Regions from separate parts of the Homo sapiens genome. Here region 1 is linked to region 2. The links are chromatin loops, found by intact Hi-C in ENCODE. Cell type or tissue: ascending aorta. All regions are shown on one strand. Links, peaks and the distances in the headings refer to the core of each region. The heading gives the core; the rest is flanking DNA.

The links. A loop is a pair of places that touch in the nucleus more often than their neighbours do. Peaks named below come from ENCODE experiments on the same cell type or tissue, not always from the same donor. Only the 100,000 strongest peaks of a DNase experiment are listed, where the experiment ranks them.
Region 1: a loop joins it to region 2, with 2.1 times the contacts of the local background. A loop is called at or near these places in 60 of 110 quality-filtered maps.

Annotation. Positions count from the first base shown.
Region 1 is chr1:24,919,093-24,922,997 of GRCh38, forward strand. It overlaps RUNX3 (RUNX family transcription factor 3), which reads right to left. Exons shown (of 5, transcript NM_004350.3): 3 at 148-252. It overlaps MIR6731 (microRNA 6731), which reads right to left and starts at 324; the gene lies at 253-324. In ascending aorta, for the core only: no CTCF peak of the experiment used is centred there; a DNase peak (open chromatin) is centred at 1,289; H3K4me3 peaks cover 1,059 bases; H3K27ac peaks cover 912 bases.
Region 2 is chr1:25,196,582-25,202,360 of GRCh38, forward strand. No RefSeq gene overlaps it. Among named protein-coding and RNA genes, the nearest start is that of SYF2, 33 kb to the right of the region's middle. RefSeq lists an enhancer at 2,469-2,968 and a silencer at 5,034-5,208. In ascending aorta, for the core only: a CTCF peak has its summit at 2,368; a DNase peak (open chromatin) is centred at 2,330; H3K4me3 peaks cover 1,153 bases; H3K27ac peaks cover 1,496 bases.

The DNA.
Region 1 (3,905 bases), core at 1-2,500, 280 kb before region 2:
TGCCAGCAGGCACGCAGTGTGTGGGGGCACAGAGCCAAGGACTGCAACCCCCCGAGGAGGGCTCCATCTGTCTGACCTAGCTGCTGTCCTTCCCGCACTGGACCCTCCTCCCCCGCGCAGGGGCTCAGGGGGCTCGGTGGCACTTACGTCTGGGCTCCCGGGGTCCGTCCACGGTCACCTTGATGGCTCGGTGGTAGGTCGCCACTTGGGTGGGGTTGGTGAACACAGTGATGGTCAGGGTGAAACTCTTCCCTGGGGAGAGTGGGGAATAGAGGCAGGTGGTTGGCACCTGGAGCTTCCACAATACCCTGCTCTCCCACCTGTATCTACCCCTGGAAGCCCCTAACTGTCAAGAAGGGGCACTCTGTCCTCTTTGAACATGGGCAGAAGATAGGGCTCTGGGTGAAGTTCAAGCTCTTGGGCTTGGCATTCAAGGCCCCTGGGGGTCTGACGCCAACTTTGTCAACCCCCCGCCCCATGCCGTGACCACCCTGGCTCATGTTCCCCTCTTCTTGGCCTTTCTGCTGTCTCTTCTATTCAGAGACCCACACGATTTTGTGGTGGGGAGCAGGATGGGTATATTCTATTTTCTGAAAGTAATTGGTGATCTTTGTAGAAAAATTCAAGAACATACAAAATATAAATAAAGAAGAAAAGACACCCCCCCCCCACGGTTCCACTAGCTGGAGATAGACACCGTTACCATTTGGTGTTTTCCCTTTCAGCTCTTTTTGTATGGGTTTGTATATTTACACAGTCGCAGTGGTACTAAAATACAGATTTTCATACTGTTTTTTTTTTCATTTAACCTCACATCAGAAGCACTTTCCCACGTCATTAAAACTCCATAAACTTCGTTTTTAATGGCTGCAAAATATTTCAACTCAAGGAAGCCTCCTCATCTTTTATTTATCTACCTCCTTACTCTCGGGTATTTACATCGTTGCTAATTTCTTATTGATGTGTGCAGCTGGAGCTGAAAAAGGACTGATTTGGGAGCTGCAGACATTTCTTCTGTAGACACAACTGTTATTTCCAGAATGTTCTATTTTTAGATAGACATTTGGCTCCAAAGTCTCCATTCAAAATTCCTGAGAGGGGAAAAAACTTTTAAAATACTACTTTTTTTTTTTTTTACCATTTAAAATAAAATGAAAGTGACCTTCTGTTTATAAAAATCTTTGTCTGCATCTCTGCTTATTTCCTTAGAAGAGATTCCAAGAAGCGGTGAGTGATTTCACGGCAGCAGAGGGTTGGGACATATTACGGGCGCGGATCCCTCTTGGAGTGAGATGACTCTCCGGAGAGATTTAGTCGTCACCCTCGCGTGTGAGGCTGCGTCACACCCCAGGGATGTGTCTATCAAGATGGAAGATCTTTTACACGCTCTTGATTTTGTTTGCCTTTTTTTCTATTACTAGTGAGAATGAAACTTTTTATATGATTATTATCCATCATAATCCAACACAAATTACTGCTTCATGTTCTTTTACTTTCCTGTGAAGGTTTTAGTGCCTTTTAAAAATTGCTATATATTAAGCTTGTTAATACTTTCCATGCTGTATTTGTGGCCATCAGTTTCCCCGGGCACAGGCCTGCACATTTTGCCTTCACACGCTGGGTGGTTTTTCATTTTCACTTCTATTTCTCGTTCTTCTATCGTTTTATGTTCAGACGGGTTTCTCCGTGTAGAAAGCAGTTTATGAAGATTTACTTTCGACAGTCTTCTCTCTACTTTCTACAGTGAATTCTCTGATGTGTCTGGGAGTTTGGGGGTCTGGGTAAGAGTCCTCCTCTCACCCTATTCTCTATTACGATCCACAGCCTCATGCTTTATGAGATTGGTGGCCGGGAGCGGGGGAGATTTGCGGATCCCCCAAGCCAGACTTTATCCCCCTATCCCTGCCTCTGGATCCCACGTACAGGCCTGGGAACTCCCTGTGGGTAGGGGCCAATGGTCTCGCACTCTCACCTGTACCCCAGGGCTGGCACAGGATGGTCAAGGAGAGAGGCTGCCCAAGCGCATCCCTCTGGTGTCCCCCTGACACGCCTCCAAAGTGAGCAGGTAGGTTTCAACAGCCCCACGTTGCAGGTGGGAGATGAAGCTCAGGGTGGAGACCAGTATCTCACAGTTCTCTTTGCATGGCCGGGTACTTGTTAGTCAACTGATCAAGTGAAAATTCTAGCCCCAGAGGCAGGAGAATCCGGAACAAAATTAAACCAGCCAGGCTGCCAGGAGCCATGCCACAGGACCCAAGGCCCTCTGAGACACCAGGGGGAATTTAAAGCTCAAGACCCACTGAGTGTCACTCCAGCTGGGAAATGAGGGGCTTCTCTGGAAGCCTTTTCCTAAGCCAGTCGGCTGAGGCAGGGATAGAAATTCTGACTGCACTTGCCCCCGGAGCCCCAGGTCAGAACAGACCTGGTCTCCCACTCTCAGGTCACAGGGGCCACTTTGTATGATTTCTGGAAGCAGAAGTGCAGATGGTCTAGGGAAGTGCCAGGCAGATGCCTCGGGCTCCCTGCCCGACCCCTCCTACTGCCTTTCCTCACTCTGAGGTCATTTCTCTGCTGGACCTCTTTCTCCTCCAACCAGCCCAGCACTCTCCTGGGGTCCCTGAGCCTCTGACCCTGCCAGCATTGTCCAGCACCTTCTTGGTTATGACGGGGAGTTTAGGCAGACAGCCCAGAGCCCTAGGGGCCAGACTGGAGACACGGAGGACTAATGGGTCCCAGTGCCCTGCCACAGGGCCCCGGGCCCACAGCAGCATTTGAAAGCTTACTAAAACCCTCCTTCAGGTCGCCCACCTTCTCAGTCAGGCCTTCCCTGGTCACTTTATCTGAAGTAGGCATTTTTAATTTTAATTAATTTTTTTGAGACAAGGTCTTGCTCTGTCACCCAGGTTGGAGTGCAGTGGCATGATCATAGCTCACTGCAGCCTGGACCTCCCGGGCTCAAGTGATCCTCCTGTCTCAGCCTCCTGAGTAGCTGGGACAACAGGTGAGCGCCACCATGCCCGGCTATTTCTTTTTTTCCCTTCCTTCTTTTCCTTCCCTCCCTTCCTTCCTTCCTTTCCTTTCTTTTCTTTCTTTCCTTTCTTTCTTTTTTTTTTTTTTCAAGCTTTTACTATGTGCCCAGGCTGGTCTTGAACTCCTGGGCTCAAGTGATCCTCCTGCCTTGGCCTCCCAAAGTGTTGGGATTACAGTCGTAAACCACTACACCTGGAAGGCATTTTTAACTTGGCTCCGTAGAGTTGAATGAGCCTGAGAACTAGGGTAGGAAAAAATTACAATTGTATTGTCCCTAACCTCTAACTGAAATTTAGCATCACTCTCAAGTACGAGCGTAGGCAACAAACCACAGAGGTATTATCAGCCGTACCTGTGACCTTGTCACCAACAGACGTCACAGATACTTACATATCACATTACAGTTGCTGCAGATTGCTCTAAATATCTTTTATGCTCATCACAACTTCAAAACCATGGTTGTCATTAGGCCCAATGCTAGATCTTATTTAATACATTGAATAAAGCAGCACATTTACCACAATTTTTAAAGTATTTTGCTATGTTTTAATAGAAATGGTTTCTATTGTAATACTTTGTATTTGATTTTATACCTTAAAAATATCATTGTTCTGAGAAAGGTGTGCGGGCTTCACCAGCTATCAGAGGGGCCCACAGGGCAAAAAAAAAAAAAAAAAAAAAAAAAGCGCTAAGCAGCTCAACCTGAAGTATCACAGGCCCTACCACTCCCTTTCTCTATTCCCTGCACCTGCTGGAATTTTCTCACAATGCATATGCTTTTAATAATCCATCTACTCATTTTGTCTCCTTCTACTAGATTATAACCTCCCCAGGGGCCCAAGTTTTTGTCTTGTTCATGCAGTGTCTCCAGCCCC
Region 2 (5,779 bases), core at 1,276-3,775:
TGGGGGGGGCGCTTATAATCCCAGCTTACTCAGGAGGCTGAGGCAGGAGAATTGCTTGAACCCGGAGGTGGAGGTTGCAGTGAGCCGAGATCACATCACTGCACTCAAGCCTGGGCAACAGAGCGAGACTCCATCTCAAAAAAAAAAAAAAGAGCTAGACACACACATTAAGTGTGACACCAGGCAGGCCGTCTCACCGAAAGGACTGGCAGGTAGTGTCTGACGAGCTGGCACAATGATGATAATAACATAAATAAAAAGTTCACATTTATCAACCATTTGCTACGGGCCAGGCACTTACATGGGTTATCGCATGCAATCCTACAACAACCCTACAACCACGTAGGCACTTCTGTAAAAACCTGCCTCTTACAGATGAGAGAATGAGGCCCAGCGTGGTTAAGTGATGTGTCCAAGAGCACACAGCAGTGAGTGACAGAGCAGGAAGCTGAATGGGCAGCCTGGCTCCAGAGGATGAATGAATACCAGCAGGGACGGGGATTTGGAGGGCTGGTGGTGGGGACGAGCCAGGGCATGGAGCAGGTGGAATCTGGGTGGAGAGGCAGTGTCCCTGCCCCGGCCCTGAGACCTGCCATTTAGGAACACTAAGGATCCATGTCTCTGCTAATACAACCAAGCCAGAGGTTGTTCTAAGTGTGCAAAGCCACCCCGGGCCAGGGTGGGTTGGAGGGGTGGGAGGTGGAGGCAGCCTGGGAATGGAATAGCTGGGAAGAGCTGTGGGGCAGTGAGGACTCGCTCCACCCCACTGGCCAGCCTGGGAGTCAGGATCCCGGCTCAGCCCCCTGCCTGAGTGTTGAGGGCAGGAAAACAGTGCATAGAGCGCTCCTAGCCCCACGGCTGGGTAAACAGCAGCGGCCACCAGTCCCATTAAGGGACCACACGCCCTCTCTCATGCTGACTAAGCCTTGCTGTCTTTGAGCCACCCGTGTGGCCATCATTTGCTGTGTTGGGCAACTCCGTATCTTTTAATGCCTGCGCTGGTAACCTGTGGCTCCCCCAAAACTATGGCTGGGCCCATAAATCCTCACCCGGCACCTCCAAGATGTCAGCCAGCCCCTGGGACACCCCGCTGAATTTACGAGCTCTAAAGTCCAGATTTGCTCTGATGAGGGAAGCAAAGGATCATGTTGCCCATCTGGGACCTGGTGCTCAGAAGCCATAAACCACGCTGGTGACAGCGCCATGACAGGTCGAGGGCCCTCGGCGGGTCATTTGCACGCTGGTTAATGGCCATGATGATGAGGCAGTAGCTGCTTGAGAACCCCTTGTGGGCCACTAATGAAGCTTTAAATCTGTCACGGGAGGTTAAGGGAGGAGGTGCCTATTTTATCTTCTTTTTGGGGTGTTTAATCCCAGCTTTTGTCTTTTTTCTCTCTTACTCCTTTTTGTTTGTTCTACCTTGGCAGGCGCAATCTCACCACGGCCCTCTGAACACACACGTCGAATTCTAACTTGAAGGCACTGGGGAGTGACAGCCACTACATTTCCCAATCTTTTTTTATTGTCTTTGGAACAATAGTCTGCTGTGTTCCAAAGCACACAGGCTCATCTCAGATGGGGCAAAACAGAAGGAATGAGGAAGTCTGCGGGGAGCAGCAGCTGAGCGGGCAGAGGAGAGAAAGCTGCCTGGGGGCAGTGCCCACCTGGAAACAACGATGGGGAAGTCAGGGGCACTAACGTCCCCACCGGTCCAGCCAGCCTTAGCATGGCCTCAGCCACCACTCCCTTGACTCCTCTCTCCCTGGACCCAAACCTCAAGCCCACAGGACTAAATAGCCATTGGAGAAAAGAGCCGGGACTAACTCTCTTGCCTTGTCCTGGGGCAAAAACTATCAAGAGTCTTAACCAAGGAAATTACTAACAACTAGTACTCTTATTTGATCTAAGACTCTGTGGGCGTGGGTGTGGATGTGGGTCTGTGAGAGAGGAAGAGAGAAACAGACAGAGACACAGATAGACAAAAAGAGAGAGGCAGAATTGAGGGCAAAAGAGGGGTATAAGAGGAACTATTTGTTGGCACAGGAAAGAAAGATCTAGCATCTCTTGGCAGGCTGTGAATACCCTTTAATTAAGTAATAAATTTGGAACCAGGGAAATAAGTATCAGTAGGGAAACACTCGGTTTAATTACCCATTCATCTGCTTGGCTCTGCCAGGGCGCTGCTGGGCCACTGTTGCCAAGACACACCAGCTCGTGGGCACTCGGGACTGAGGCTGCCCAAGCACACATTCCAGTTTGGTTCCAGCTCCTTCCGTGTTGACAGAGAGAAAGAGAAACAGAGGTTGAGCGAGACAGAGGCAGAGAGACAGCGACGGCACAGAGGAGCAGCTGTAATTCCATCAAAGGGCTCTGGGGACCCTGTAAGCCACCAGACACAACCAGAGTGGTTTGTCACCAGAGCCCCAGTGGAATTGACTCAGAAGGCATTGTTGCAGATTTTTCCAACGTGAAGCCAAAATACAGAGGCCGAGTGTGTTCTCGGAGCCGTGCGTCACTGCGAAGGAGCAAACCCGGCAGGGTTGATCCCGTGTTCACCTCCTATAGCCATTGCAGTGAGCAGTGTAGCCAGCCACACACTGTGGGCGCCTCCACCAGGAACTCAGAGCCCCGCAGAGGGCGAGGCAGTGTCCGGGGAGACAGCCTAGAAACCAGAAGCAAAAAGCCTTCAGGATTCTATTTCCACGTCCAGGGTAGAGCTGAAAGACCTGAGGCTCTGGGCCTAATTACAGAGCTTGGGGTCCTGGGTCAGTGCCACAGAAGCCACTCACAAGGCCCTCCCAAGGTGTCGTGCAGAAGGAGAAGGTGGGAGGAGCCGAGAGGAAGGGAAGACCCCCCTGAGCAACGTGAGACCAAGGCTCGTGAGACCTACACTGCCTTGTAGGTCTCTGGGGTCTGTGGCTTTGAGTTCGGCAGCATTTCTAGAATCCAAGAGAAGAGAAAAGTGAGGAGGCTTTGGGAGACAACTCTAAGGTGCCCAGGGGTGACGGAGGAGGTACTTCCTGACCTCCACCAGGGATCCCAAGCCTCAGTCCCTTGTTTCCAGGGCTTTCTCCCCACGTGGAGGATGGGGGGAGGTGTGCTTAATGGGATGGACCAAACCTTTCTTGCTTTAGCCTCTGATTCCTAAAATCTGCTCCTATAAACAGCTCTCGCCCAGCAGGCCCCTTGTGATGTGTCAAGAGTAAACGAATCTGAAACAGCAAAGGAGATCGCCTTCCAAATAGTCTTGACTTTAAGAATTAAGGCAAAGAAAGCATTTGCCGAAGGACGTTTCCAATTTGGCCAAATCCAGGGCTTTGGAAAAATATCTTAAGACATTTCACCAAACCCAGAGCAAAGCCGGCAGGGCCCCACTCTGGTCATTATGAGTTATTTGCAGCTTGTTTCTTGCTGAAATCATTTTCTTCTCTCTGCAGGCTGAGCTCTTCTGAGCCAGCTTGATTTCTGCAGCTGTTATGCACAACTCTTCGCCTTTACAACCTGACAGGCATTTGGAGACAGTGCTGGCAGGCAGCAGGAATGTGAGGGCCCCCGCTCCAGCCCGAGCCCTCAAGGACCCTGGCCCAGTCTCTTTGTGCTACAGAGGCATCCACCATAGTGCCCTGGGATGGCGTGCTCACAGGACGACACGAGTCGACATTCGCCCAAGCCAGGCATGGCCAGGCTGGCAAAGGCCTGCCTATCTGGGCCAGGTCTGTAGGGGAGAAGCATCTACGGGAGAAGGCCAAGTACCACGTGGTATCCAAGCTCTGACAGGCAGGGAGTCAGGACAGATGGCAGGGGCACTGGGAGAGGGTATGCGGGCACCTGGAGCTTCCGAGAAGAGCCTTAATGAACAGGCAGGGCTGAGAGGAAGTGTGGCTTGGTGGATGAGCAATGCGGCTTTGGCAGCCGATAGGGCTGGATTCGAAGCCCCACCTTGCCACTCACAGCAGTGTGGTCTGGAACCGGTAGCGTAAACCTCTGAGCCTTTGCTCCCTTGTCTGGAGGGCAAGGACCACCACAGTGCCCAGCCATAGGGCTCTCACGCTCCGAAAATCAGCTCCTGTGTGTGAAGTTTTCTCTACGTGAGTGGAGTGGCTCTTTAGGCTCCTGCTTGGTGTGTGTTTGTTTGTCTGTTTGCTTTTTGAGACAGGGTCTCTCTCTATCATCCAGGCCAAGGCTGGAGTGCAGTGACGTGATCATGGCTCACTGCAGCCTCAACCTCCCAGGCTCAAGTGTTCCTCCCACCTCAGCCTCCCAAGTAGCTAGAACTACAGGCAGGCGCCACCACACCTGGCTAATTTTTTTTACTTTTTATAGAGATGAGGTCTCACTATGTTGCCCAGGCTGGTCTCAAAATCCCAGCCTCAAGCCATCCTCCTGCCTTATCCTCCCAAAGCACGAGGATTACAGGTATGAGCCACCATATCTGACCCCTCTGCATCTTTTCTGCATTTCTTGATCCTCCCACCTCATCATATTTAGTCCCTCCTCTGTTACAGTTGTTTCTGGACTTGCCACTCCCCTGAGCCTCATTCCATCCCACACGGGCCTGCCCATCCAGTAGACCCCACTGCAGCTCCTCTGACAGTCATGGCCATCAGCTTCCATGTTCACCCTTCACCCACAGCGCTGGAGGTCGCCTGTCGGGAACAGGCTCTCTGGAGCCCTCCACAAGATCCGGTCAACAGGTAAACAAATCCCCGGGAATGTGTCCTCTGAAACTGCCTCCTCTCCCTCAGTAATGTGATCCTAAAGGCCTGTCCCACACCTTTTTCTCCAACAGCGTGGCCAATTGAGAAATAGGGAGGACTTGAGGCCAAGGAAGGATCTAATTACCAACAGCTTATGCTCATAAGCCACCTACCCATTTCACCTTCCGCACCTCCTGCAAAAAATGAGAGTGGGGGCTGTTGAGAACCAGGGGATGTCTTTCTATATGGTTTGGATGTTTGTTTGTTCCCCCCAAATCTCACACTGAAATATGATTCCTAATGTCGGGGGTGGGGCCTGGTGGGAGATGACTGGACCACCAGGGCAGATCCTTCATGAATGGGTTAACGACATCCCCTTGGTGATAAGTGAGTTCTTGCTCCGTGAGTTCACATGAGTTCCGGTTCTTTAAAAGTCTGGAACCGCCCCCCAACCCCACTCTTTTGCTCCCACTCTCGTGCCTGCTCCCCCTTTACCTTCCACCATGATTGTAAGCTTCCTGAGGTCCTCACCAGAAGCCGAGCAGATGTTGGCACCATGCTTCTCATACAGCCTGCAGAACCGTGAGCCAATTAAACCTCTTTTTATAAATGACCCAGCCTCAGGTATTCATTTACAGCAATGCAAAAACAGCTGGCCGGATGCGGTGGATCACACCTGTAATCCTGGCACTTTGGAGGGCCAAGGCAGACAGATTGCCTGAGCCACAGGAGTTCGAGACCAGCTTGGGTAACATGGCAAAACCCCGTCTCTACTAAAAATACAAAAAAAAAAAATTAGCTGGGCATGGTGGCGGGCACCTGTAATCTCAGTTACTCAGGAGGCTGAGGCAGGAGAATCACTTGAACCTGGGAGGCAGAGGTTGCAGTGAGCTAAGATCGCACCACGACACTCCAGCCCGAGCGACAGATCAAGAGTCTGTCTCAAAAAAAAAAAAAAAAAAAACAGCCTAGCACACCTTTTCTCAAGAGCACCCACAAACACTTTTGTTATTACTTCTGCCTTGTGCACCTGTCAACACTTCCCAAGACAACAAACATAGAACGCTGGGGAATAAAACACC